Regions from separate parts of the Homo sapiens genome. Here region 2 is linked to region 1. A link is a loop called in an ENCODE intact Hi-C map of the cell type or tissue named here. Cell type or tissue: ascending aorta. All regions are shown on one strand. Each heading gives the region's core, and the rest is flanking DNA. Links, peaks and the distances in the headings are about the cores only.

Evidence for each region. A loop is a pair of places that touch in the nucleus more often than their neighbours do. Peaks named below come from ENCODE experiments on the same cell type or tissue, not always from the same donor. Only the 100,000 strongest peaks of a DNase experiment are listed, where the experiment ranks them.
Region 2: it touches region 1 in a loop (2.2-fold over the local background); 2 of 110 quality-filtered maps call a loop at or near these places.

Annotation. Positions count from the first base shown.
Region 1 is chr3:81,482,509-81,495,034 of GRCh38, forward strand. GBE1 (1,4-alpha-glucan branching enzyme 1) reads right to left here. Exons shown (of 16, transcript NM_000158.4): 16 at 7,195-7,955. The coding sequence ends at 7,899. Among named protein-coding and RNA genes, the nearest start is that of GBE1, 270 kb to the right of the region's middle. RefSeq lists a silencer at 8,236-8,285. In ascending aorta, for the core only: a CTCF peak has its summit at 8,144 (motif pointing right); a DNase peak (open chromatin) is centred at 8,183; H3K27ac peaks cover 3,159 bases.
Region 2 is chr3:81,435,317-81,447,842 of GRCh38, forward strand. No RefSeq gene overlaps it. Among named protein-coding and RNA genes, the nearest start is that of GBE1, 320 kb to the right of the region's middle. In ascending aorta, for the core only: no CTCF peak of the experiment used is centred there; no DNase peak of the experiment used is centred there; H3K27ac peaks cover 2,586 bases.

The sequences.
Region 1 (12,526 bases), core at 4,527-12,526:
AATGAAAATTGTATATATATTTATGATGTGCAATGCGATGTTTTGATACATGTATACATTGTGAGATGATTAAATCAAGCAAATTAACATATCCCTCATCTCACAAACTTACCATTTTCTTGTGGTGAGGACATTTAAGATCTACTGTTTTAGCAATTTTCAAGTATATAATAACTTGATATTAACTATAGTTACTATGCTATACAACAGATCTCCAAAACTTATTCCTTCTAACTGAAACTTTGTACACTTTGACCAACTTCTCCCCGCCCCGCAACCATTGCCCCAGTCCCCAGAAACTACCATTTTACTCTGCTTCTATGAGTTCAACCTTTTTAGATCCCACATATAAGTGAGAACATGTAGTACTATTTGCCTTTTGGTGTCTGACTTATAATTTTGTTTCTTTTTAAATGAGTGGAATGGGGACTTTAAGTTGAGAAATAAAGATAAGATAGAAGCATCATGCTCAAAAACTTTTTAAGAAATGATGAGGATAAAGGAGAAATATAAACAATAATTCCTAGTTCTCCTTATGGCAGAGACAATAAAGAAAATGATAATGACTTGCTGAGGAGTCAAACGACAGTATACAGTCATCATGAGGCAAAATACCCAACAAGGAAATGAGGGAGAGTGCGAGAGCAGGGGCCAAAAATGGCGAAATAAATGCAGATAGAGGATCACCCCTGGCATGAGCTCTCACTCTTTGGGGCAGTCCTCCAAACTCATGCCTCATATCTTACAGCAAAGTGGGGCATCCCATCCTCCCAAGTGGCTTCAAGTGCCACCCTGTCCTCCAACATAGACATTCAGATTCAATTAAAGGCAAGCAAGCAAAATAATACAACAGAGAGAGCCAACTTTTGATCCCTGATTTAGAGATTTCTGGTGATCCTTTGTGTAACTAGCATAAAAGACAGCTGAGAACAGTGAGATCAGCACAGACTAGACAAAAGGGGTGCAATAATAATAATTTTGCAGTTTGAGAATAAAAATGTGCTCAGCACAGGACACAGTAAAAAGAAAAGGCTTAATACATGGTAGCCAATATAGTATGTCTTTTAAAAAATAGGGGTTTCAGTAAAGAATTAGGTATTGTACTGCTTTTTCTACATAGAAAAGTCCCACTGAGTGATGCCCACTTACCATAAGAAAGAACAAGAGGGAATAGAGAGTGACTGTGTGTTTGTATGTGTGTAATATCATATGATCAGTTGTAATCAATAATTGACAGCGTGGCTTGGGGTGTGTGTGCAATTTCATTGCACACAGTATTTTTCATGTATATTACTGGAGTCGATGGAAAGTGACACTACAAACAGTTAAAAAAGAATCCTTATTGGACATAAATAAAGAAGGGATAAAGTTATTTCATCTCCTCCTCCTTCCTTTCTAAAGGAAAAATAGAAGACTCATAGCTAAATAGTGTGAGGTGAGAAATTCCTAAAGATTTGAAACATATGTATTGCATTTCATTGCACAGATCTAGAACATTCTTTAAATCCAAATAAAATCATGTGTTTGGGTTTGATGCTTGTATGTAACCAGAAAAATACCTAAAATTGAGAACAAGTATCACATACAGAGATCAAGTGATTCACTGGTTCAAGCCAAATATTAGAATTAGTGAACTTTGTGTGTTTTCAGTTGACTTACAAATTATATATGTGTTTTTTCACACATTCATATGTTATAATATGTATATGTTGGATGAGTTTATTCACACATTTACAGCTTTCTATTTCCTGTATTACCTTAGACAAGTATGCATAAAGAATTTGAACACTTACTTCATTTAATTCATATTCTTGTGTGGCAAAGTAATTTGGTGTGATAGCATTTTTGTCGATTTTCTGTTTTGTATTTCCTTACTGTTACTACCAGACAGCTGTTGAAATTTCAGGCCAATGGTTGATATCCCTCCCCCATCTTCAAGAAATTAACATCTAGTTGTATAAACATTTATTAATAACAATGTGTGTTCTTGAGAGTACAGACTTTCATAACAAAAAAAGATGAACCAAACTGTTTCTACCTATGAGCTCTCTTTTGCAATTCTTGCTTCCTCTGTCAATTATTCCTTCTGCCTGTAGTCTACCTAGGTTGCGAGTAGGAGGGGAAGAGGGAACGAAATAGAGAACCTCAACACTTGGTTGCTATGATGGGATCTAAGGCTATTTCAGTTTGTATACAGTTTACATTGCCCTCTTGGTTACCATAGAGATATTGTTAAATGTCATTCACAAGGTTGGGCTATATTAGTGCAAAGCCTGGAGTAGCTGAACACTAAGGGGGCATTACATCGACCGTAGGGGAAAGGAATTCACTGGGACATCCGTATGTTCCAAGAGGAAACATAAGCAATGAGGCACTGAGCATGAAGAGCTGCAACTTGAGCCCACCTCTCCTGACCACTATATCATACTATTCTTTTAAAATACAGTTCAGGTTTCTGGGTAAAACAGTTTACACAGCATATATAAGGGCCAAACACCTCTCTCTGGTCCAGCAGAAATGACAAGAAAAACTGTAAGTCATAAGTAAGCTTCTGAAAGACATGTTGTTAGCATAAGCATATCTAACACAAAATACATTTTTTTAATGTACATAAACATTGCTTTCTCTGCACAGTTTTTGCCAAGAGTTAAAATCCAGATGTAACACTTTATGGAGACAAAAACACTTACAGCTACTGTATTATAATTCCTCACACTACCAATTAAGAAATTCTGCCCTGAAGTATGAACGTTTCTCTGAAATTCTCTACAAATCACCATTAATAAGATAATAGGGCAGAAAAATTAGCAGGGAGTTCATTTGATTTTTTTCCCCCCTAAAGGCTGGCTTTAGTTAGAAAATTTATCTACATTTCTATTCTAACACATTGTGAATGATAAATGAACTCTACTGCTTAAAGGACATGACATTGCTATGCTATTTTCTTTCATCAGAATATTCTACCTAGCTCAGTGCTTGTCCCCTTGTAAGGAATAGAGAGGGAAATGAAACTCACTACTCTGAAGACCTCAAGTTTAGGGCATGACTCAAAATAGTAAAAAGAAATAGTCTGAGAGGCACAAGGCCAGCCAGAAAGCTGATTCACTGTTTTGGACTCTATCAGGTCTGTCTGTTCCAGCTCATTCTACATAGGAAAAGCAATAAGGAAGCAATTTTACATTGCTTTCATCACCAGATTCAATGGCTTCACGACCAGAGACAGAAAAGATACTTTTCCAGAAACTGAAAGCTGAATGCGAGAGGGAAACACATGGCCTTTCATCGCTTCCCCCACGATCTGTCTGCACTCGCTTCCACTCTCTTCTGTATTATTTGAAGAACAGGCTTCTTATTCAGACAACCTCCTGTATGATCCCCATAGCAATGGCTATAACCCTGATGGGTGACAAATGTTGAATTGGTATTGCTAAGGGGAGTGCTTCAGTCAGAGAAAGAAAAAAAAACTTGCATTCTTTTACAGCTGTTACAAGAAAAGTCAATTTATTATCACTGGTTAGTTTTTGAACTTGAGGAACATGGTGGCTAACTCCCTCATTTTAGGTTAGAGATACACACGTCAGCTAAGAACAGGGCAAAGTGAGAAACATTACATTTATAGAAAAGAGAATATGAGAAAAGTTGACCCTCAGAGTTCAAGTGGTATAAAGTGGGAAACATTCTAGGAGAAATGTTTACAATTCAGTTTTTGGCTATTATGAGCTATGGTATTTTCTGAGTAGGCTATTTATTAAATGAAAACCTTATGCATCACTAGCATTAGGTGTAAATCCTATTATGCATAATAGGGCAACTACTAGAACTCGTTTGCTAATATTAGAAAATGATAGCAAGAAATCTGTACTCATGTTTTCTAGAACATAAAAAATTGAAACAGCAAAATATTTATTTTTAAAAAGTCAACAAAGACAGGTCATTCATTTCTGATGTTGGTAATAAACACGTCAGAGAAAAAACATTGTAAGGCACATTACAAGAGTAAAATTTTGCAATTCTCTTGATTATTGCAACTCTTTTTATTTTATTTTATTTTATTATTATTATACTTTAAGTTTTAGGGTACATGTGCACAATGTGCAGGTTAGTTACATATGTATACATGTGCCATGCTGGTGTGCTGCACCCATTAACTCATCATTTAGCATTAGGTATATCTCCTAATGCTATCCCTCCCCCCTCCCCCCACCCCACAACAGTCCCCAGAGTGTGATGTTCCCCTTCCTGTGTCCATGTGTTCTCACTGTTGAATTCCCACCTATGAGTGGAACATGCAGTGTTTGGTTTTTTGTCCTTGCAATAGTTTACTTAGAATGATGATTTCCAATTTCATCCATGTCCCTACAAAGGACATGAACTCATCTTTTATGGCTGCATAGTATTCCATGGTGTATATGTGCCACATTTTCTTAATCCAGTCTATCATTGTTGGACATTTGGGTTGGTTCCAAGTCTTTGCTATTGTGAATAGTGCTGCAATAAACATACGTGTGCATATGTCTTTATAGCAGCATGATTTATAGTCCTTTGGGTATATACCCAGTAATGGGATGGCTGGGTCAAATGGTATTTCTAGTTCTAAATCCCTGAGGAATCACCACACTGACTTTCACAATGGTTGAACTAGTTACAGTCCCACCAACAGTGTAAAAGTGTTCCTATTTCTCCACATCCTCTCCAGCACCTGTTGTTTCCTTTTTAATGATTGCCCTTCTAACTGGTGTGAGATGGTATCTCATTGTGGTTTTGATTTGCATTTCTCTGATGGCCAGTGATGGTGAGCATTTTTTCATGTGTTTTTTTGGCTGCATAAATGTCTTCTTTTGAGAAGTGTCTGTTCATGTTCTTTGCCCACTTTTTGATGGGGTTGTTTTTTTCTTGTAAATTTGTTTGAGTTCATTGTAAATTCTGGATATTAGCCCTTTGTCAGATGAGTAGGTTGCAAAAATTTCTCCCATTTTGTAGGTTGCCTGTTCACTCTGATGGCAGTTTCTTTTGCTGTGCAGAAGCTCTTTGGTTAAATTAGATCCCATTTGTCAATTTTGGCTTTTGTTGCCATTGCTTTTGGTGTTTTAGACAAGAAGTCCTTGCCCATGCCTATGTCCTGAATGGTAATGCCTAGGTTTTCTTCTAGGGCTTTTATGGTTTTAGGTCTAACGTTTAAGTCTTTAATCCATCTTGAATTAATTTTTGTATAAGGTGTAAGGAAGGGATCCAGTTTCAGCTTTCTACATATGGCTAGCCAGTTTTCCCAGCACCATTTATTAAATAGGGAATCCTTTCCCCATTGCTTGTTTTTCTCAGGTTTGTCAAAGATCAGATAGTTGTAGATATGCAGCATTATTTCTGAGGGCTCTGTTCTGTTCCATTGATCTATATCTCTGTTTTGGTACCAGTACCATGCTGTTTTGGTTACTGTAGCCTTGTAGTATAGTTTGAAGTCAGGTAGCATGATGCCTCCAGCTTTGTTCTTTTGGCTTAGGATTGACTTGGCGATGCGGGCTCTTTTTTGGTTCCATATGAACTTTAAAGTAGTTTTTTCCAATTCTGTGAAGAAAGTCATTGGTAGCTTGATGGGGATGGCATTGAATCTATAAATTACCTTGTGAACTCCCATTCACAATTGCTTCAAAGAGAATAAAATACCTAGGAATCCAACTTACAAGGGATGTGAAGGACCTCTTCAAGGAGAACCTCTTCAAGGAGAACTACAAGCCACTGCTCAATGAAATAAAAGAGGATACAAAGAAATGGAAGAACATTCCATGCTCATGGGTAGGAAGAATCAATATCGTGAAAATGGCCATACTCTCTGTTTTGATTATTGAAAACATTTAGCCAATAAAGAACTTCCTAGAAGATGACATAACAATGAGAATGTTACTGATACATAAATGAAAAGTCCTACAGTAAAAAATATTAGAATATTAGAATGTTCCATAAAGGTCCTCTATTCTGTGATATAACCCAACTGCTTTCCATTTTGGACTCTTAATATTTTATTTGTTTGTATGGGTTTTTGTAATTCCTACCTAGCAACATGCATTTATTGCTCTTCTGGGTGGGGGAGAAGGGCACTTGACAGGGGCAATTAACTTACATTACATTGTTAAATCCTAACTTTAGACTGTGAAATCTAAAGAACCTATTAGCAAAATCAATCAATATAATGAAAATATGGCATATAATTAGTCCGTTCTTCCTCACTTTGCCAGAGGTCAAAATGAAAAGTAAATGTGTTCCAGGTGTTAAATAATTTATTATAATTTAAAAACTATACCTAATAAACAGTATATCTCTTCATATAGAACACATGCAAAATTAAGGAACTATAAACTACAACATGAAATATCATGCTTCATGATTCTGCGTTGTGTTTTAATCAATAACTCTCACAGTACACAGACCATGTGAGTGCTAAGATATTAATAATGTCCATGCAATGGGAAAACCATTACAGATGACTTTCAGTAATTTTCCCCAGCATGTATCATTATCAGCTGGCACTGCTGATTCTTTCAGGAAATCAAACTACTATTCTGTTTAGAAGTTAAAGTAAATAACACCTTTCACACTTAGATGCTCATGGCTTTATTTTAAAACAGTTTAAGGATGATGTTTAATATACAGTACAGGCTTGGCTGTAAAAATGTTTCTATTGCTTATCTCTCCTACTGAGTTTTTAATGAAAGAACTCATTTCTAATTAACTGCAAATAATCAGGCTAAAAACAAAAAACAAGCAGTCAGTATTAATATTAGGGAAAAATTTGTTCTTTTTAAAAAAGTAACAGATACTTTATGTCCCATAAGTGCATTATAATCTCTCAGTTATGAATCAATTATCTTAGACCTGTGACCTGGTATTTAATTAACCAAGGGGCAAATTCATGAAGAAGTATTCTACTGAGTGGAGATACTTAGTTTAGCTTCTAAAAGTGTTCAGGTTTACAACGAAGGAGTAGCTTAGATATCAAAATTGGTTAGTGTGATTTCAAGTTACAAAATTGTGCCTAAAAAAAATATTAATCTCCATGCTTCCTAGTCCATCATGTAGATGTGAATGTATGTGGAGAAGGTATTAGAGTTAAGAAGGTATTAGAAGGTATAAGAATACAATAATATTCATTTATAATCAAGCCCTATAATAGTATAGCAAAATAAACATTAGCAAAGGCAATTTTACAAAAGCTTTTTATTGATTGAAATGAAAGACATTTTCTGAAATGCTACAATTACCATTTCAGGGCTTCAGAAAGACTGAGATACTGGCATTTAACAAGATACTTAGTGGACAAGAGATCACAAAATAAAACACAAAATGAGACACGGATGAGTTCATACGTAATGGCTTTTATATTACCTTGGATATAATTCTTTATATCACTACTGCATATTTATTACAGTATTTCTAAACACAATTTGAAAAAAAGAAACAAAGAAACAATCTTGGTACCTCATAATTTAGACCAAAAGATATCAGAACAAATAGAGCCACCAAATATCCATCTTAAATACTGTGTACATTTAACAGAAATAATCATACATGACAAATGATTCAAATTTGAATTTAAAAGGATCAAATAATTAGCCAGGAAAGCAAAATGTTTTTAACATATTATATATAACACTTCCATTTGAGAATCCTAGCTGCTAAGATGACTTGAAAATATGGTCTAGGATTCCTAATATTTTAAACATATTCTCCCATCTACTTAAATAAAAGTTTGCTGTATTTGCATAAACCAATATTGAATTTCAGACACTTGATGGCTTGGCTAGACAACTGTATTCTGAAAAGCATACATGTTATAAGCTGTGTGACAGTGATAACAAGAAAACAAAACACAAATCTGCATCTGGTGGAGCTGAAATCAGGCCTCTTCAATTCGGCAGATCCACATTCTGAAGGATGAGGGCCACTCTGCTTGGAATGTACACCTACGTCAAAACAATTATGTCAGTGCAATTGAAGAAAGTACCAAACGGCCTGTCATTATGTCAAAGAAACATAGGCATGACGCAGTCTCACATCTGCCTAAAGTTACAGTTACCTTTACAATTTTACAAGCTCTTAGAAGGCTCAATTTCACAGTTCCAACAGTTCTGGCAGCAACATGACTACCATAAAGCAACCACCACTAGAGGGCGCCATACGACTTAATGAAAACCAATGCTCCTTACACAAGAATGACGTGAATGGCCCTGTTACTGCCATGTTGAGGCTGTATTAGGTGGTGAAGGAAGGCTGCCCCACAGTTTGCAATGTTACTACTTCATTTAGATGAAGAAAAGCAATATACAAGGCACTGGTTTTCCATCAAGACACTTTTATTTTTAATCTTGTTTTTTTTTTTCCTTTCAAGAACAAAAACTGAAATGTAATACAAGGAATCCTAACTCTCAATTTAAACCAATGAATAAGCTTGCCACTGCACTTAAACTAGGATTCAGATTCTCTCCATGGCATGCAAAGCCCTGACTCGCTCCTCCCTGCCTACATCTGGTATCCCAGCTCAGCTCCTTGCTTGCATCCTCACCCACTACACTCCAGCCGCAGGAGCCTTTCAGTTCCTTGGACACAACAAACACTCCCCTTTTGTTGGATCTTTGCCTATGATGTGCCTTCTGCTGTAAACACTCTTTGCCTTGCTGGTTCCTTATCTCTTGGAAAAATCCCAGCTATGTGGAGAGGCTTTCCTTGACAACCCTAGATATGATAAGTTCTTCTTTTCCAATCATGGCAGCTTTTTCGTTTCTTTCTGAACACTTAACACAATTTGTGAATGATTTTTCAGGTTTACCATCTGTTTCCCTCATTAGACTATGAGCTTTACAAAGGCAAAAGTCATACGTTTTATTTCTAACCCTCAGTTGGTGCCACTGAACAAGGTAGATGTTGATGACTGAATTAAAAAAATGAACAATGAACAAAGGAATAATAGTGGATCAATAGGTGCATATTTAACAAGATATTCTCTAATATATCTGAATTTTTTTATAAAATTGAGAAGTGATTTGAACTGCTTAATGCTTATTTATATGCTAGTTCAAACAACTTATCTAAGTATTAACAAAGCAAACAGTAAAAATAATATTGTAGATGGTTGTCATTGTGACAATCTGTCTTCACTTCTGACTTTGCTGATATTTTACTATTTTCAGTCACTTTATCTCTAAATGAAAGCTTGCCTGATGGTTTAAAAAAAAAAAGCTTTCAGAGGTTAGAACCAGAATGAAGGTGCAAAGCAAACATGACTTTAGGAAAAAACTCAAACAAATAGAACAGTTGATTTTCACTGAATGAGACTTGTATGTCCAATGCATCTCAACTCTACAAATGTTTTCTCTTAAGGTTCCACAATAAAGAACCCATACTACTCTTAAAAAAATCAGACATATTGATACAGCTGGTTAGTTTTTAACATCAAAAGTTAAAGCAGTTTTAAAATGGTGGCACTTATATTCTGGATTTAATGGCTAGAGAATAGTTTTTCTAATCTTCAATTCAAAGTAATAGTGATTTAGGAAATGAAAGTCATCTGCAAAAGATTAACAAATGCCAGCAGTCGCTGTGTAACTCAATGTCTCATGTTCTGTTTTGCAATACAGTATTTCCAAAAAGATAAATATTACATCCATGTAGTCACTAAGTGTGAGAAAACCATGTATTTCAGTGCTACAAACTGTTTCCCTAGAGTTTACACATTGTATTTAATATCTCATAACTATCATACCACATCAGAATTTCACTGCTAATGCAATCCTTTCCATGCAATGTTTTCTCTTTGTCATACGTAAGATGTTACGAGACTGATTCAATAAAAGGAAGCTGGAGTTATCCACGAATAAAGCAGGACTATTACCAAAGATCCAGACAGACCCAGTCCAAAGGAGGGCACATTTCCATAATCAAGCTACAGACAAAATGAACACAAACCAAAGCAAAGAAGGAGAAAAAAAAAACAGCCTGATTCAACCCATTCCCTCCCTACATCTTAGCAAAACATGTACAAATTGAGAAAGTGACCTACCCTTCTAAAGGAGTTTCCCATGTACTTATTAGGATGTCTAGTCTACATCTTTCTTTCTTTCTTTCCTTTTCTCTTCCTTCCTTCCTTTCTTTCTTTTTCTTTCTTCCTTCCCCTTCTCCCATTCTCCCTTTCTCCCTTTCTCCCTTTCTTCCTTTCCTTCCTTCCTTCCTTCCTTCCTTTTCTTTCTTTCTTTTTTTTTTTACATGGAGTCTTGCTATGTCACCAGGCTGGAGTGCAGTGGTGTGATCTCAGCTCACTGCAATCTCCGCCTCCCAGGTTCAAGCCATTCTCCTGTCTCAGCCTCCTGAGTAGCTGGTATTACAGGCATGCAACACCACACTCAGCTAAATTTTGTATTTTTAGTAGAGATGAGGTTTCTGCATGTTGGCCAGGATGGTCTCAATCTCTTGACCTCGTGATCTGCCTGCCTTGGCCTCCCATATTGCTGAGATTACAGGCGTGAACCACCGCAGCTAGTCATAGTCTACATATTTCATTTTGGGGATCACAGTAACTGGATTTAACTAATCAGTGGGACAGAAGGTTACAATTTGAATGGTTCTGAATTGTTCTGCCATGAGCAATCTAAAAGTGAAAACCAATCTAAACATTTCAGTAGAACCAGAAACTGGACAAGAGAATTTCAGTTCCCTCTACATTGAAAACATTTCTCTTATAGAGTATTGTCCTACAATGCAGGTAAAAAGACCCTGATAAGTCCAAGGTTCCTGGGAAAGTTGCAATGAAACACATTAGACAGGCCTAGGATAAATAATGACAGGTCTCTGTTAGTGCGTGTTATAGTGACATATCTCAGATTTGGATCCTATGCAATTGTGATATCTACTGTTTCATTCATAACCTCATTATTTCATTAATGAAATATAATAATAATTACATAATGATAATTTAGAACCAGTCTTACTCTTTGATGTTTTGGCATTTTAGCTTGTCTAAATTTAGCTTGTCTAAATTTTTTTTTTTTTTTCTTTTTAGAAGGAGTTTCGCTCTTGTTACCCAGGCTGGAGTTCAATGGCACAATCTTGGCTCACCGCAGCCTCTGCCTCCCAGGTTCAAGTGATTCTCCTGCCTCAGCCTCCTGAGTAGCTGGGATTACAGGGATGCGCCACCACACCCGGCTAATTTTTTGTGTGTTTTTAGTAGACACGGGGTTTCTCCATGTTGGTAAGGCTGGTCTCGAACTCCCGACCTCAGCTGTTCTGCCTGCCTCGGCAGGCTGGGATTACAGGTGTGAGCCACCACACCCATCCGAGAGGGTTTTTTTTTTTAAAGGATGCCATAACAAAGTTCCAGGTTTGTAACATATGCACTGCAATATATTCCCATTGTGGCACTTAATGGTTAAAAAATGCTCCAAGAACACTCACTAACTGATGCTGGTCTTTTTATGTAAGGAGGTTTATAATGACAGTTCCATCATACTTAGAGACCTCTTAATGCAATATGCTAAAAAAAAAACCCTTTGGTTCACAATTGTACAGTATCATTAACAGAAATACTTTGTAATAATATACATATATTTCACTGCAGTGTTAATTACCAGAATGTGTTTATATTGCTCCAGAGCCTTTGTGGTATAGGCAACATGGAAGAATTTCCCTAAGCCAGTGATTTTTCTTAACTATGGCTATTTATGGAATTTTGAGTTTTCTTCTGAGTATGTAAATCAATTTTCTTAGTGGTTAGAAAACTACTACTGATTATACTAAAGAACGTAAGATAATCAGAGCTAACCCTTATGATGAGACAATTACAGACATGAACAATTTGGGGTTCCTAAAATTTAGCCTAAGTATTGGCTCTGTAATTCTCATTTTATCATTTTAATTTATAAAATAGTTTTGATTAATGTGGCAAGAGAAAAGAAACATGAACACATTTAAGTAGATTTAAACACAATCATTTAAGTATATTTAAATATAAAAAGTATATTGATGTACCTGTATATAGAAGCCACTTATCATTCATGATAATATGCATGCTGATAAACATATCTCATATGCTCATTTATTAGCCTGTAAGCCCTAAACATTTTATACCTAGAATCGCCTTAAGAACATGAGACAACGTAGTATACAGCCATGAGTTTCATTTTTTTCTAGCTATATTAATAGTCTGCTCTTCACAAAGAGTCAGAATAGCACAGTACAATCCAATTCATTTATGAAGAGAGTCAAATGCATGCTAATCTACTCAGTTATTTTGACAACTTTAATGACTTAATTGACTCACTAACCATGAGTGTGGCTAAGACAATAACTGCTCACACAATGCTCTATTTTATGTCATTCAGGCAAAATGTTATTTTCCTCTAGGACTGTATTTTCCTCTAGGACTAATAATTGACTTGCAAAATTTAATTACACAGTTTTTGAAAACACAGTGTCAAACATTTAAAAAAAGAAAAGTTTAAAATGAAAAAATATTTAATACTTTAAAGGGCAATTTAAAAAATTC
Region 2 (12,526 bases), core at 3,963-11,962, 48 kb before region 1:
ATAGAGCTATAGTATGATCCAGCAAATCCACTACTGGGTATATATCAAAAGAAATGAAATCAGCATGTTGAAGAGATACCTGCATTTCTAGGTTTATTGCAACATTATTTATAATCACAAAGATAAGGAATCTACCTAAGTGTCCATCAATGGATGAATGAATAAAGAAAATGTGATATATAAATATAATGGAATACTCTTCAATCTTAAAAAGAAGGAAATCTTGTCATTTTTGGCAACATGGATGATCCTGGGGATTAAGTGAAATAAACCAGGCACAGAAAAACAATTACTGAATTTCTTCACTTATGTGTGAAATTTCAAAACGTTAAACTCATAGAATGGTGGTTACCAGGGGCTGGTGTGGAGGTGTAGGGGCTTGGAAGATTTTGATCTGAGGACAATTTTGGTTAGATAGGAAGAAAAAGTTCAAGAGATCCACTGTAAAACATGGTGACTATAGTTAATAACAACATATTGCATTTCGAAAATTGTATTTTTCTATTCTCACCATTAAAAAAATGACATTTGTGATGTAATGCATATGTTAATGACTAGAGTGAGCCATTCAACAATGTATACATATTTCAAAACATCACGTTGTACACAATAAATACATACAGTTTTTATTTGTCAATTAATAAAATATTTTTAAATTCCTATTCACAGTTAATATATTTAGGTAATATGAATAGGATACACACACCAAAAATATAATTTTAGTAGAGTTTTCAATTTAAAAAATCCCATTAATCTAGTATAAAAGGATTAACTAGATTGAAATTGTTAATATATACTTTCACCCACAACAGAATGCCATAACCACTGCTTTGGGCCCTTAGGATATCTCAGAAGTACCACTGCTAATCAAAAGCAATTGAGACTGCTAAGTTCAGCTTCTCTTTCTAGGAAGCCACAAGCTCACAAACTCCCTGTCCAGTTTGCTGTCTTCTGTCATTGCCCTTCTCCATAACAGTAATATGGTGAATAATAAGGAGCCAGAAAGAGCATGAACACATTACCAACAAGGAACAAATGGCTTACCCAGCTCCAGGGTGCTGAGCTTGCAACCCACTTGCGATATTGGGTCATTTAGAAACTAGAAAGCAAATAACACACGCAAATTGGAACATATATTTCTGCATTGTAATGTTCTCTGCCCGTGTGGTGTTTTCTCCATATTTTAACTTGTTTTATATTGGCTTTATTGAGAGATTTACATCTTACTTTTTTTCTAAAGAGCTACTAGTTATCCTTTGGTAGCAACTAAACCAAATATCTGAATCTCCTTCTCCAGGGGTCTTTAAATCTGTTGTATTTTTATATGTTTCTATTTTCCAGGAAGCATTTATTCTATTTCAAGTGGTGTAGAAACCTCACTGGCTTTTGCAAAAGTAAATATTTTATCCCCTTTCAAGATGAATTGCAATTTTCTACCAGCCTTGAGCGGTGAGAAAATTTAAAAATGTCCACCTTACAGCATCTAGATTTCGATGAACTGAACTACCAAATTGTTCTGTGCATTTAATAAATTGTTCATTGGCAATGAATATTTCTCTAGTCAAGGTTGGTGTTACAGGAATTTAAGATACAGAAGCTCAGCAATAAAATGTATATATAACCAATGGCCTTGGAAAAGAATTGATTGAATGTGGGTTTAAAATAAGGTTTTATACAATCTTATGAGTGTTTTAATGAATTATTAGGTATTTTATTATAACAAAAATTTAACTTTTATGCTAAATAGCCAAGGAAAGATATATTTGCTTCAGATTAATATTTCTATATAATGGAACTTAACTCACTTTCAAGAGCTCCTTTTTAAATGATTACCAGCTTGTACATAATAAAGGGGGAAAAACATATCGTGAGTTACAGTTAACTATTTGAACTAATAAAATATTCTATTGCTTAATCACGACATAAAACTCCTTATCTGTAAGTATTTGTTGTAATCCTAGTTGGCTTCACAGGAATTGTTGATATTAAAAATACTTAATTTTATATATAAGGTGAATAGTTGATATAAAGAAAATGCAATAAATGTAAAAGAAGCTTCATAGTACATTTTCGTAATAAATATTCAAATACTTTAGTTTTTCCTCTATGTCCTTCCAACTAAAACTGCTCTCAATATTTCTAACTCAAAATAGAAGGCATTGCCTCTTGCCTAGACTTTCTGACTTTACCTATTGATGAGGCAATGGTGTGACCCTCATTTTTCTCCTGCAGGAATGAGAGTCTCATTTCCCAGTTGCTGAATTACTGCTGGCAACTTTCAACTGAGTCTGCCTCAAAATTTCTTGAAGCCAAGGCTCCAAAATTTGAGGTGTATTGGGTGAGCTTAAAGCTCAGATGGCTGTACCCCCAGACTTCTGATTTAGTAAATCTGGGGTGGAGCCCAATATTCTGCCTTTCTAACAAGCACCAAGGTGATGCCAATGCTACTATTCTGGGAAGCTCACTTTGGAAACCAGGGTCTTAAGCTGAAGAGAGCTGCTCATCCAAGGTGACACTTCCCATCTGGCGCAGCTCAGATCCACTGTGGGTACATAAGCCAGGCCTCCTTGCCTCAAAGGGATAAAGCGAAAGGACTATCTCAGCTCCAGATCTCCCACTGAGACTGGCTGAGCCATTTGTTATCATTGTTTGGCATTTCAACAATTCTCTCTGTCCAATCCTATTTCCATTCTCCCCCTTCTAGGTTTTGATCCTGTGGGTGCAACGAGACCCAAATCAATCTGATTAAAACATTTATCTAATATTTTAATGGCTGATCAGCATTTGTAGAAAGCCATCCAAACTTGTGTCTATATTTTGTATTCTTCCCAATCCTAGGCTGATAAACTTCTCAGCTTCTACTGGCTGTGGAATGCTGCTACAGAAATGAGTACAAATTCATAATGTGCTGATCAAAATGAGCCCCACATGGGTGATACCAGAGTCCCTGTCCAGGTAGATTTCTCTCCTGCTCTTCACACTAATACCTTTTCAATTTTCTTCCTACTTCCTATTCCACCATTTCTTGACATACTGTCAGAAGATGGCCAGTTCATCTCTAGTTACCTAGTTACACAAACCAGATGCCAAAGTCATTACCCACCTCTTCTTTCCCCTTATTCTCCAAACCTCACCCAATATCAATTTCTGTTGATTCTACCTAGAAAATCTCTCTCCAATGTTTCTACATCTCTTCTTTCTAACTGTCCATTTAAACCCTAGTGCAGACAAATAACATTCATCACTTAGATAACATTCAAGCCTTCCTAACTAGATCCAGGTATTTGTTACCACTAATCTATTCTGTACTTTGGCAATGTCTCTAAAACAATAATCTGATTTTCTTTCTTCCTTTTAATGCATTCCTTTTATCCTCTTCTACTACAAATGTGCCCATGACCCACACAAATAGATCTCTGGATAAAGTTCAAAATTCTCAATTTAACGCCTGGTGTGGTGGCTCACGCCTGTAATCCCAGCACTTTGGGAGGCTGAGGCAGGTGGATCACTTGAGGTCAAGAGATCGAGACCATCCTGGCTAACACAGTGAAACCCCTAAAAATACAAAATTATTTAGTCTCTACTAAAAATACAAAATTAGCCAGGCATGGTGGCGCATGCCTGTAATACCAGCTATTTGGGAGGCTGAGGCAGGAGAATCACTTGAACCTGGGAGGCGGAGGTTGTAGTGAGCCGAGACCGTACCATTGCACTCTAGCCTGGGCAACAAGAGTGAAACTCCATCTCAAAAAAAAAAATCTCAATTTAGATTACAATCCTGCTCATGATCCACTCCTTCTTCTATCTCTTATCTTATCTTATATCTCCACATTCAACACAATATGCTCCCATTATGCTAAACAACTGGAAGTTTCTGAGCCTTTGCATAAGCCACTCATTCAGAAAAATGTCCCTGGGTTACCCAGACTAAGACAACAAACAAACGATTTTATGGAAAGACACTTTAAAGTTTTATTTTCCCTGATAATAAATTAGATCCTGAGTGGCTGGTCATAAAATCCCCAGCTGAGAAACACTGTCTTAGATACAATCCTTTCATATAAAAGCAAAGGCAAAGAATTAGAGCATTTGGGGGGCTGGAATGGACTTTAAATAAAAGCAAGGCCAACTCCCTTATTTTCCAAATAAAGAAAATGTTTACTCAGAGAAGCTAAATGGACTTGTCTGATGGATAGTAAAAGAGTTAGAACAAGATCAGAATGAGTGCGGGTAAAGTTGAAGGAAATCTGTAAAGTATCAAAGAACAAAAAAAAAAAAAAAAGGTGCTTATGGAGGTGTCACCATTAATTTTGAAACTCAACACAAATAAACCCAAAGTGTGTATGCTGGAGAGGGGGACAAACTAGGAGCACAGAATCCCACACTGATTTCCAAGGTTATCATCTTTCAGAAGGCATTGTTGCCAGAGTTTCTTTATTGAGGGCAACAGATATTTAGAATGAGGGGATTTACATATATCTTCATCTCTTTGAGTGTGCCAGTTGTAACTCTAATAGCTCATGTCTCAGGAAGAAAAGTATTTTATATTATTAACTGGTATACCCATGTGGAGCAAACATTCTCATCCACAACTAAATAATAAAAAATGCCACAAGCAACCTCTAATATTTTCTACTCTGTTTTATTATATTCTAAATAATTAAGAAAAGGACTGGTTATGATCTGCTTAACTGTTTTCTCAGTCCAATAGTGGGGTGTAAGCAATAGTTTGAAAAATAATGTGCTTGATTTCTCATTATTTGACCTCTGAATTTGCGGTCTTCTTTGTGTTCTTTTGTCCATAACATCAACGATGCTTTTTCAATAGCGCCAATATATTTTGCCTTCTTGGTAAATTGCATTGGTCAATTAAGATTAAGCCATATAGCAGGAAAAGAGAATATAATGTTTCTTACTCAGCTGAGACTGCCATAACAAAATACCATAAAGGAGGTGGTTTAAACAACAGATATTTTTCTTTTTCACAGTTCTGGAGTCTGGAGTCAGATCAGTGTGCCAACATGGTCTGGTTGTGAGAGCCCTCATCCTCGCTTGCAGGTGGCCTCCTTCTCACTGTGTCCTCCCATGGCAAAGAGAGAGTGAGAGAGAGAAAACTTCCTGGTGTCTCTCCTTATAAGGGCACTGAGTTCCTCCTGAGCACCCCACTTTCGTGACTGTAAATAAACGTATTCATCTTCTCAAAGCCCCATTTCCAAATACCATTAAACTGGGGGTTAAGGCTTTAACATATGAATTTTAGGGGGAACACAACAGTTCATGGCATAAGGTCAACCAGCATACTTCCATATGCAAAGGGCCTTCCAGTCCTGGAGGAGAAAAGGACCTGGAGAAAGAGGAATTGAAAGGTAGCAAGTAGTGTTTCATCCTTGAAATCAAAATTCGAGGAGAGGTTGTTAGAAATACCTTTATAAATGGAGGAGAGTTTATTCCTTATTTTCATGTTAAAGTTTATACAATTTCAAAAACCCTTGGAGAAGCAGCTTGACAACATAAGGTAGCTGCCACAAAGTATTAATGATGACATGATGTGATTTGGCAGAGAACAGATCCTGACATGGTGACCTCTCATGCTCCACAGCCAGGGAAAACGTGAAAGAAATTCAAAAGTTTTTACATGACACTCATTGGGTGTTTGGTAGCTAGCTCAAAGTCAGACACTTTGATATCCCAGTGTCATGAATCCTGGCAATAACGGAAGTGTGTGTCCTGGGTAACAGAAGGAGATTTTCTTGCACAGACAAAGGACATTTATACACTACACAGAAGACGTAACAAGGACAGAAGCCAAGGCCTGAAAGTAGGCAAGATTGATGACATCTCAACTGGAGGTACCCAGAAGCCAATAGATAAGGACAACATAACATTATGTATGTTCTCATGGTGCCCAAACATCACCCAGAGACAGAAGTAAAAGAGAATGGAGAGTGATATGATTTGGATATGTGTTCCCTCTAAATTTCATGTTGAGATGTGATTTCCAAATGTTGCAGGTGGGGCCTAGTGGGAGGTGTTGGATCATGAGGGTGAATCTCTCATGAATGGCTTGGCACCATCGACGTGGTACTGAGTGAGTTCTTTCTATGTTAGACCCCAGGAGAGATGGTTGTTTAAAAGAGCTTGGCACCTCCTCCCTTTCTCTCTTGCTGCTTCTCGTCATGTGACTGGCTGGCTCGCCTTCACCTTGCACCATGATTGTAAGCTTCCTGAGGCCTTCACCAGGAGCAGATGCTGGCACCATGCTTCCTGTACAGCTTGCAGAACCATGACCCAAATAAATTTCTTTTCTTTATAAATTAGCCAGTCTCAGGTATAGCAGAGACAAAGTCTCAAGTCCAGGTATTTAGCACAGAGATATTGAGAAAGGCAGAAAGAAATTGTTGTTAAACTATAATAGGCTGCAATATATTTAATTACCAAGTTTGTAACTTAAAATGTGACACTGTTATACTTCAGTTTTCTTTTCTTTTCTTTCTTTTTTTTTTTTTTGACGGAGTCTCACTCTGTCGCCCAGGCTGGAGCACAGTGGTGAGATCTCGGCTCACTGCAAGCTCCACCTCCTGGGTTCACGCCATTCTCCTGCCTCAGCCTCCCGAGTAGCTGGGACTACAGGCACCCGCCACCACGCCCGGCTAATTTTTTGTATTTTTTAGTAGAGACTGGGTTTCACCATGTTAGCTGGGATGGTCTCGATCTCCTGACCTCATGATCCTCCAACCTCAGCCTCCCAAAGTGCTGGGACTACAGGCGTGAGCCACTGCGCCCAGCCCTGTTTTCTTTATATACTCCCTCTCCATTAAAATATTTTGTCCTGTCACTATAATTTAAGAAATGTATAAGGTGATTTCTAAAAATATAACACAGGTTTTCATAAGGCGCTTGGGTCAAAAACTATGTGATTTTTGTGCTAATATATTTAAAACCAAGTAATTAACTCTTCCCCTTACTCTAAAGATGATAATAGACTGATCTATATGCCACATGTCGATATCACACTTGTTGCACAAAGTTTCACACAGTTATTTATTTATTTGAGACAGTGTCCGGCTTTGTCACCCAGGCTGGAGTGCAGTGGCACAATCTTGGCTCACGGCAACCTCTGCCCTCCTGGGCTCATGTGATCCTCCTACCTCAGCCTCCCAAGTAGCTGGGATCACAGGCATGCACCACCATGCCTGGCCTTTTTTTGTGTTTTGTTTTGTTTTGTTTTGTTTTGTTTTGTTTTGTTTTGTTTTTTAGTAGTGACGGGGGTCTCACCATGTTGCCTAGGCTGGTATCGAACTCCTGAGCTCAAGCGATCCACCCGCCTCAGCCTCTCAAAGTGCAGGGATGACAGACGTCAGCCACCCTACCCAGCCACAGTTCTCATTTATAAAACGAGTGTTCTTCGTACTGTTTTATATAAATACTACACTTTCCTTGGAGTCCTCCAAAGTATGTGAAAAGAAACATGTATAGCAAAGGCTAAGTCTGAGATAAACCGTCATTTCTGGATAAATCTGTAACTAAGAACAGGATAACCTTCATTTAGCCACGGAGAATTGTAATACCATAATACTATAATTGTCGTGCTATGCTTAGCTATTTTTAACTGATTGTTGACTTTTACTGTGTGCCTACCATATACTCATCACTGAGCTAAGTAGGCTCTGAGAATACAGACTTAACCGGGCAAATTTTTGCCCTATCAAACCTGGTTGCCTAATTCATGAAAGAAAATTAAACATTTACAAAAAACAATGCCAGCTGTGGCATGTTTCTTATGTTATAGAGCAGCGGGGAGGGTCTTTTTAGTTGTGCAAGGGGGCTGCATAGGGGAAATTGTGAGGGATAAAAGACAGTTCCCCAGGTGGCCTTGGACTGCCCCAGTTCTCCCTCCTTTCTCACTTATAGTTCTCAGGAGTATCTGTAGAATGTGTTGTGAATGTAATATCATGAGACAGACAGGGATTGGCAAGCCCTGGTTCCGTTCCAGTCTCCCCTACTAGAAACAGGATGTCCTTCAGGCTTTATAGCTCAATGAGCCCTGCGGCCCAGGACATAAAACCCAGGGTGGGCTGCTTTCCTGGGTCCCTTGGCTGCGGTGCAAGTGGGGCACGTGCAGATCAGACTCCATCTGCACTAGACAGCTTTCTTGAACCTTGGGGAGTGGCTTTTGAATCTTAGTTTTCTGTCATCTTTGCTGCCTATCTCTAAGTAATAAACCCACTTCAAGTAACTTGTATGTGACTGTTCTGTCTCACCAGACTCTGACCGCTTGGTAACCAGTGCACAGTGAATGTGCTTCACAGTAATAACTGGACTCGATCTTAACTTATAAATAGGAATTTGTTTGTTTTTTAAATATTCCTTTCTTACACTGAAGAGGCGTGACTGAATCTGGTAGAAATATTAGAATGGAGCAAATTGGTGCCACAAAACATATTTGAGATTTAATTTTGAGGTTTTACTCATGATTTCATATGCTGGGCACTAAAATAAGTCACTTAAACATAACTTTTAAAAGCCAGGCAGTGGTTGTTTATTTTGAGGAAATCGCAATATATACCTGTAAATATGGACAGATACCAATGGTCCTAACATTATCAGAATTGTTACTGTTGGCTTGGAAGAAAATATTTCAGAAAAGAGTAAACATTGAAATGATATAATGAATAACTTTTTCTCCCAACTAAATATAACCACAATGAATCACATAGCAATTCAAATATTTTTTTACTTCAGAATATTTGGACAGGTCTGAACATGAGGCAACTTGGAAAATCCCTTGATAATTCAAAAATTGACTCGTCATGTTGAGGGGATGAGATTACAAATGCATGAAACCCTGACCTAGATTAGACCAGTCAGATTCACTCTCTCAAGAATTTTAAATTCCAACAGATTCCAAGTGCTGGACTCTAAATAACTTGTAAAATAGGACTGGAACAACCATGGTTACCTATCAGCTTTGTTGTTAGGCAAGCAGTGAAAGCTCAACTGCAGAAGAGTCAAGTGCTGAGGAAAGTAGGATTAAAAGTCATGTGGAACCAAGAGAGGCAGGGAGAGATCGCGATAATTTGATTGTGTTGGTTTCTGGGTTGCCTTGATTGCCTTGTTTGGGTGCTCTCAATTTCAGTCCCTCACAGGGCCTGGCTGCCCTTCTTGTCCTTGGATTTTATGGGATCCACCAAGATTGCTCCGGGCACTGACTAGATAATTGTGAATGAGTTTTGTTACATCCAAGCAAATGATAAACACACTTGTACTAAAAAAAAAAAAAGAGAGAGAGAGAAGGCAGCCTAAGACCAAGTAAGAAAAGGCTAAATGTTGTGCAGCACAATATATACATGTTTATCACAGTGCTTACTTACTTCTTGACTCCATTGAATGAAAACAATAGAATATAAATCAATTCATATGCTGCCTTCATATTCCCCTGGGGTACACAGTAGTACTAAAATCATATCTAATTTAGCTGAGTGAGGTGGCTCCATAATTTCATCTATGATATTCAGTTGAGAGAAAAAGCTATTCATTTTATCATTTCAATGTTTACTCTTTTCTGAAATAGATTAATTTAAATTGCTCAGGGTGATCTTGGAATATCATTTGACATTATGATTTTTTTCCAGTCTGCAAAAAGGTTTAAAAAAAACAGTAGCTGTTAGCCATTTATTTCCAAATGTCCAGATATATTGGATGTCAGATTGATTTTTCTGATAATTATCCAGATGTTGAACATATGTAGAGTAAATGTTAAAAATAGAATAAGCGACTGCCACTCAATAAGTCATAGGTTAGGGCAGCATTCCGAATAGAAAAATCTTTGAAGAGGCAAAGTGTCCTTAATGACATCAATGACATTTTTCCATTGAATGGCTGCCCTCACCATCTTATTCTATTATGCAGTAACTTTATAGAGGCTTTCCTTGCCAGTGGCCCCCTCTAAATTCCTTTTCTTATTAACTTTTCAGAAATTCTTCTGCACAAAAGGGATTGACAGTTGCTCACTGTAAGGTCTCCCAGGAGAACTGTCATTTTAAGCCTTTAATTAAACAGAGCAATCTTTTACTTTAGGATTTTGCAAAACGTAGTCAATAGAAAAGGGAACGTTTGAGGAACAAAGAAGTTTCCTTGATTCTCTTATATCCTACCAGGTAGGTGACTGTTCTATCCATTATCCTTAGCAAATCAGGCCTTGCTTGGCAAAAGAAGTATTAAGTAAAGATAATTCCAAAACTTATTCAGTCTTATCATTATAATCATTATCATTGCTATTCTACTTTATGAATCATCTTTTTTCTTTGAAATCTTACATATTTTCCCCCAAAGAGAAGAAAACAAAAAAGTAAAATGAACTAAAAGAAGCATTAAACATATTCTATCCAGGAGATATGTTAGCAACAGCAACTTTTATGAACACATGTAAAATAAAATAATTACACAATAATGTACATACACTTATTCAAACATTCTCTGCAAGTTTTCATGAAACTTACAATATACAAGTCCTTAAGGCAAATAATGTTGGCAGAATGCTGGAGTGGTGAATAGATCGCCTATCTGCCACATCAAGATAGATTGCCTATCTATGGGATCTCATTGGGGGTGGCACCGCAGATGGACTCTAGTCCATGATTAAGTTAGGAGAGGACCTAGTGCTCCCTAAACTAAGGCGGTAGAAGTGGTAGGTCACGCCATTAGTTAATACACCAAATAGCTGTAGCCATAAGGGTCAGACTCCTGACCATGACAGGGAGAGGATCAGTGCTTCTTAATCATGCATCTTAAAACTAAACTAGGCCGGGCGCGGTGGCTCACTCTTGTAATCCCAACACTTTGGGAGACCAAGGCGGGCGGATCACGAGGTCAGGAGATCAAGACCATCCTGGCTAACACAGTGAGACCCCGCTCTACTAAAAATACAAAAAATTAGCTGGGCGTGGTGGCAGGCACCTGTAGTCCCAGCTACTTGGGAGGCTGAGGCAGGAGAATGGCGTGAACCCGGGAGGCGGAGCTTGCAGTAAGCCGAGATCGCACCACTGCACTCCAGCATGGGGGACAGAGCGAGACTCCGTCGCAAAAAAAAAAAAAAAAAAAAAGCTAAACTAAACTAAGGCAGCAGAAGTGGTAGGTCATGCCATTAGTTAATAGACCGAATAGCTGTAGCCATAAGGGTCAGACTCCTGACCATGACAGAGAGAGGATCAGTGCTTCTTAATCATGCAACTTAAAAATCACACAGCGTTAAGAGCTGAGATCTCTCTCCCAAGTCAGATATCTGTCCTAGCCAAAGTGCAATGGACCACACCAAAGCCCACATCTGCTGCTTCTATTACTTTGTGAATCTTCTCTGAAGAACTCTTCCCCCAGTAAGATGAGCATGTATGAGGTCTGGCAATTTGCCTTTGTTTTTATGAAAATATAAAAATATAACATACAATGAAATAATGTAATAGATGTATACCTATATTGATTTATCAAATACTTACTATTCATTAATCTTTCAACAAATAATTTTTGAGACTAAGTCTGTGCCAGAAACTGTGTATGTACAATATATACACAGCATTGGGGTACAAGATAAAGGTCAAGACTGGGCTTTGAAATTAGGATTACTGAGTTAGAATTGCAATGTTGCTTGTGATTGGTAGTGTGAGTTGAGCAAGTTCTACTCTCTGATTCACATTTTTGTTCCACAAAATAGATACATTTGCAAGGTTGTCATGGTGATTAATGAAAACGTATGAATAGTACTTAATATAAATATGACAACTATAGAATTCCACTTTGGTCAATATATTATCACACTTTTCTTTGACAAAGAATCCTGATAATCAGGACACATAAAAGAATTCTTAATTTCAAAAATGCAAATGATTAAGCAATAAGTTAGAAGAATATTAGAACCAGATTCAAAAAAAACAAACTTCTTAGTAAAACACGGGGGTGTCCCTTATTAAAATAGTCTGTTTAAGCATGGATGAATAAAACTTCCACAGTATCTGTAAATATCTTAGTCCAAAATTCACACCGATAATCATTAATTATTAGGCCATTTATCAGTGGGAAAAGATATCAGTTCTCAGTGACTAAAAACAAAATAGAGGAAAAAAAAAAGGCTTCTCAAGAAATCTCCTCCCATACAATTTCATAGAACACATCTAATAAGTCAGTTGTGTAGGCGGGTTGCTAGGGAATGCTGTAGTTTAAACTACTTATGTGATAGCTTTGAAAACATGAGTCCATGTAGAAATTAAATTTTAAGAATTAATGGTGAAATCCAGCCACAAGCACACATTTTGAAGACAGTACATAATGTCACAGATTGTACGGAATATCCCACTGGTAAGCTGTAATAACCAGGTGACTTTGGTATGATAGAGATACCCATGATAAGGCTGAGAGGATGTTATTAATAGAATAGCCTTTGCCATATCTCGCTGTAGATGCAGTTTAAAGTTCCTTTAATTTAAGCAAATAAGCCAAAAGCTTCTAGTTCAGAGCTCTGAACACAAGGATTATG